Regions from separate parts of the Mus musculus genome. Here region 1 is linked to region 2. Evidence: chromatin contacts called from ENCODE POLR2A ChIA-PET data. All regions are on one chromosome and are shown on one strand. Each heading gives the region's core, a stretch centred on a gene start or an enhancer-like site at or near the end of the contact. The rest is flanking DNA. Distances are from core to core; before and after follow the strand shown.

The links. ChIA-PET counts read pairs that join two places held with the same protein, here RNA polymerase II (POLR2A).
Region 1: POLR2A ChIA-PET joins it to region 2 with 52 read pairs in Patski. The contact joins the promoter of Tuba1a here to the promoter of Lmbr1l in region 2. POLR2A ChIA-PET finds 5 or more read pairs at or near these places in 4 of 5 experiments (Patski and embryonic stem cell).

Annotation. Positions count from the first base shown.
Region 1 is chr15:98,952,179-98,954,878 of GRCm38, forward strand. Tuba1a (tubulin, alpha 1A) reads right to left here and starts at 1,323. Exons shown (of 4, transcript NM_011653.2): 1 at 1,273-1,323. The coding sequence starts at 1,275.
Region 2 is chr15:98,916,831-98,919,530 of GRCm38, forward strand. Lmbr1l (limb region 1 like) reads right to left here and starts at 1,268. Exons shown (of 17, transcript NM_029098.3): 1 at 1,020-1,268. The coding sequence starts at 1,091. Gm41396 (a long non-coding RNA gene) reads left to right here and starts at 1,139. Exons shown (of 5, transcript XR_001781764.2): 1 at 1,139-1,226; 2 at 2,083-2,192.

The DNA.
Region 1 (2,700 bases), core at 73-2,572, 35 kb after region 2:
CTATAGGACCTTCTATTTCAACACTGACATCTGCAGTGCGGCTGAGGCCAGGAGCCACACCCTTCTGCAGACAGACCCCATCAGTACTTTGGCTAGTCGACAAGCTAGACAAAGTCTGATTTCTGCATTGCCACGTTCTCTGTGCCTGGTGCTAGCCTGTGCTGTTACATTATTTAACAGAGAAAGCTCTATTTCCAGCAGCTGTCTATGCGATCTCTTTGTGCTGCTTTCATGGTCCCTCCTAACCCTGGCTGGGGCCATTAGCCTGAATTAATGAATTAGTGCACATTTATTAGAACAAAAGATGGTTGGGTGCAGAGTATAATTTTTTTCTTTGCAGAAAATCCATTGTTTTTTGAAGGTTTTCCACTGTATGGAATGGAAATATTCTTAAAGCAGGCTAAGTTAGAAACAATGAGCGCCAACATTTTTTAAAAAAACAAGTGAAAAGATAGCTAAATTTAAAAGTAGAAAATAATATTTTTATCCTATGAATCTCTACATACCACTAATATTTCATTCTATAGAGATACACGTCTGTTGTGGAGGGACTACTTTCATTGTCTGCGGGGGTGGGGGGCGGGGAAGGGCGTTTCCCTGGGTTCTGACCATCAGCGTACTCTAGGATTCACAAAGTGGGCTTTGTCATTCCCCAACCATCCAGCTCCCCTCCCCCCTCAGCGAGATGTCCCCGTTAAGCAAATCGTATTTTTGACAGCCCTGCAGACGAAACATCCCATGACTACAGTTCCACAACGATTTTTTTTAAAGTAAAAATAAAAATAATTAAAAAAAAAAAAACCGCTCGGAAGAGGCTTAGTGAGAACCAACCCCTCCCAAAACGCCACGGAAGCAAGAGACAAACAACCCCGCCCCTGCGCCTCCCTGACAGCGGCTGCCATGGATCCGACGCAAACTAAACATTTTCCTAGCGAAGTGGGGCGGTGTTTCTGGAGTTCGGGCTCGGCCGCCGCCCCTGCCCTCCTACAGCAGCGGACCCTCGATCCCCCACCCGTCCCCGGCGGTCCCCGTGGTCCCCTGCAGTCCCTGGCTCTGCCAGCGCTAGCTCATCGGCGCTGCCTTTGTTCTTCCCGGTCTGGGCGTTTCCGTGTCCCGCACTGCGGCGGCGGGACTCAAAGACTAAGATAAACTTAAAGCATGGAGACCACCCTTTCCCCGCAGAGGTGACCAAAGCCTTAGACGTTTCCTTGCAGATCTGGGGCGACTGACACCCACCCTCTATCTACCGAGAGCCGGGGAAGGCTTGCTCACCATGGTTGCTGCTTCGCGGCTGCCGGGTGGATGGCGGAGGCGAGGAGGAGGTGTTGCTTCTTACAGCGCGACTCTTAGGCGGTCGATGTAAGAGAACCTGCGGCACTTGGGCGGATGCGGCTCCTTATATACAGCTCTGTCACCATGGGGATGGGCCAGGGCCTTTTCCTGTTGGTCCAGACCCCTCTGTCTGCCCAGAGAAGCCGCGACAGGAGAGTGGTGATTGGTGCAAGCGACATGGTATGAGGTAATCTCTCCCCCACCCCTTCCCCCTAGCATCCGTAGACTTTGCATCCTTCAGACAAAGGCCGTGCAAAGGCAGCTAGCCGAGCATCCATTATGGGGTGGAGTTGGGGAGGGGTGGAAAGGGAAGAAAGAAAACTGGGGTTGGATGATTATACGTAGTTTAAACCTTAAACTGTATTTAAAAATCATCTAAGGTTTTTCCCAACACTTAATCACAGAATTTATGTTTAGAATCTTTTTGGAAAATTCCAGCTTTTCATTTTTAATATACTGAATTTAATTACGTTCTGTCAGAATTCAACATCTCTATTTGCTTTAAAAAGTAGCAGAAGATACGGGGGTGGTCAAAAAGGCGTGGCTGAATGTTTAGTTTCATAGTTATTGTATTATTGTTATTCTTTATTATTATTTGAGCAAAAGTCAGTACGAGTAGACCACGCCTGTGACCTCAACAGCACCTGGGAGTCAGAGGCAGGAAGACTTGCAGCTCAAGGTCATCTTAACTGGCCTTAGTGGTTTATTCCTGTGTATCCCAGCACTGGGAAGCCGGGGATTGCAGCTAATTTGTGCCCACCCTGGATATATAGTGTGATATCCTGTCTCAAAAACCAAAAGAAAAAGAAAGAAAGAAAGAAAGAAAGAAAGAAAGAAAGAAAGAAGAGAAGAGAGAAATAATATACAAAGTAGTACTTAATACTAGAGAGCTTTCTTTCTTTAGCTGTAATTCTCTCCCATCACCCCTCCGTGCCCGCCCCCCTACCCCACCCTACCTCACCCCAGAGCCTGTGTTATTTTGTCCCTAGAAATGAGCCATCCTTTCTAATATGGAATTCAGAAACTGTAAGGAGAAAGAATTGAGTTTAAAAACTAGCTCTTTGTGTGGGCTTGTATTTCTCCAGTCTTTTTTTTTTTTTTGGAGGGGGAGGGGTGATATCAAGTAAAAAATAACTGAGATGCCAAATTAAAAAGAGGAGCGTTTTATAATATAAAAGGAAACCATTTTGTGATGTTTTCATCCCCAGACAACTGTGCAGTGCCAGCCCTGCTGCAGTTTTATGTAGTTCCCTGAATTCTGTAAATAGCCCCTTCCGCAGCTGGGCTTCTGACTGTGGGAACTGTAGCTGCTCTCCCCAAGGCTGCTCAGCCAGAGACTGTGGTCCTTGCTCAATTGCCCCTTGGGAC
Region 2 (2,700 bases), core at 18-2,517:
TCCAAACCCTTCCCTTTTCATTTAGTATGTGCAGAGCTCTCTGGGAAAACAAAACAAAATAAAACAAAAAAACCCAGCAGACAAAGAGATTATCATTCAAAGCAGGCCCAAGGAAAATAGATTTCCCTAAGTCCCACGGGTGCTCCTACCCTAGAGTAGTACACTGCCGTATGGAAAGTTCAACTGCAATTCTAGATTAATGCTTAAAGAATAAGAAATACAGGCTAGATGCGCTCAGGATCACTGCGGACCCGGGACCCTCCCACCCCCACCCCACCCCACCCCACCCCACCCACACATGAGAACTCACACGGGATGGCTGGAAACCCAGTCTGAGTGTCAAACAAATTATCCGGAAGTCGTGCGGGGTGTGTGTCATTGTATTGGCTTGTGTTTGGCATGCTGCATGCCAGAGGCCCAGGATTCAATCACAGAAGGAATGAAAACAACCACTACTACAGGGGAGAGAAAACAGGCGGGGAAACCTCGGTGTTCCTCCATCTCCACTTCTTACAACCCCATCTCGTCGGACAGGACTTCTTTCTTCCTTAGTGGGAGGACCCACTACAGCTCCCACTTTTCCTTCGCCCCTCGCGCCACCATCGCATGTCCCCGGTTAACTGCTCAATGTGACCGAGTCTCCCTTCATTTCAACATCAACCATGGTTGCCCTTCATCTACTTTTAAGGGGGAACACGCACACTAACTTGTCCCGAAGCAAATCCATCCTTTTCCAGAGGATCAAACGCTCCACACTAGAGGACCCCCATCGCCAGGAACGCCCACGGGGGTGGAGTAGAAGGGGCGGGGGGAGGGGCGAGCGGCCGAGGAACGGAAACCCGGCGGCTTTGTTTACGGCTCAGGGACCCAGCCGACCCGACCGGGAGTTCACCGGCCCGGCCCCGGCGCTCGCAGGGGTCGAGGTGCTCCGGAGCCCAGGCAGCTGGACTTCCCGTCTCCATCGCGGCGCGCCCCTCCCACCTCGGCCCGGCCCCTTCCCGCCCAGGTCCCGGACTCACGATGCACTCGCGGACCCTGTCGTGGAACAGCTGTTCTCGCACGGATAGCACTTCGTAGTCAGCTGCTTCCATACTCTGCTCAGCATGACTGGGGCGGGGGTGTCTCCGGGCCCGGGGAGGACGAGCGGGGATGAGGCCGCCGCCGCCCGCCAAGCACCCGGACCCAGCCTAAGCGCCTCTCCTCGCTGCCCGTGACGGAAACTCAAGGTAATCTGGGGCTCAGATTCTGCGGTCGGACGCCCCGCCCTTAAAGGGGCAGGCCCCAGCCCGCCTAGTCTTAAAGGGCTCGGGTCCCCCTCGGTCCCCTCCCCTTTAAGGTGGGGTCACTCGCAAGCACGTTTCAACGCAAGTACCCGCCGCCCGGCTACGCGGAAGTGCCAGGCTTGGTGCCCAGTGACGACACAAGGCCTGGGCGGGTTTCTTCAGAGGAGCGGAACTTACTGGTTCCTCGTAGACTGTCGGTCATCGCTAGGAGTGCGCTGATAGGACATTCTGGGAAAGGAGGCGGGATGTTTTTGGCCTGTCGAAGCTGTTCTAAAACTAAGAGTCCTTGTGGTCCACGGCTGAGATGTGAGGGTTGGTTCCAGGATGTGTATCCGTCAGGATTTTAGTTTAAACGAATAAGGTTGGGATCAGGTCAGCCCGTCGAGAAGATGTAAGCACCACGGGGTCTTCTGAAGGGACGGCTGCCTGTAACCCAAAGGTCCATAGCGTTTTCTTTTCTTTTTCTTTATTTTTATTTTTGGTTTTTCGAGATAGGGTTTCTCTGTGTAGCCCTGGCTGTCCTGGATCTCACTCTGTAGACCAGGCTGGTCTCGAACTCAGAAATCCGCCTGCCTCTGCCTCCCAAGTGCTGGGATTAGTGGCTTGTGCCACCACTGCCCGATGCGTTTTTTTATTTGTTATTGGAGTTTCCCTGCCACTCCAGACAGCTTTCACACAGTTATTTTTGTGGAAGGCCTAGGGTATTAGAGAACAAATAGTTAAAAAACAAACCACAACAAAAACAAAAAAACAGGAGACTTTTTAAAAATGTCATGAAACTTTTGTTTTGTTGAGACAGGTCTTGCGATGCAAACCAGGCTACCCTTGAATTCTCAGCTTCCTAGTTGATTGCATGTATTACCAGGCCCAGGCTATCCCGAAACTGAGGAAATATCCCAGGGAATATTGGTGAGTGGGTTGAGTAAAACATTAACTCCCAAACATTAACTCCCTGCTATGTGCTGTTCTCTTTATAGCCTTTATCTAATTTTAATGTTTTAACATTTTAACGTTTTAACGTTTTAATTTGAAACTAGAAAATAGAGGTTGGCCCAGTCCTACTTTGAGATTCAGAAACCATCTGGGCATTGTGGCACACGTCTTTTAATTCAGCACTAGGAAGGCAGAAGCAGGTGGATCTATAAATTCATGGCCAGTCTGCCCTTTACATAATGTTTTAGGACAACCAGAGTAACATGGTGAGAATTTGTCTCAAAAACAAAATAAATACATCCCGTGTATACATTTATGTTTATATAGTTGGCCCTCTGCATTGTTGGGTTCTACATCTGTGGGTTCAGCTAATCTCAAACACAAAGCAAAAACCATTTGGGAGGGGTAGCTATAGAGATGGCTCAGTTGGTAACAGGAGAAGGACCTAAGTTCCATTCCTAGCACCCACAATTAATGAGTAGTG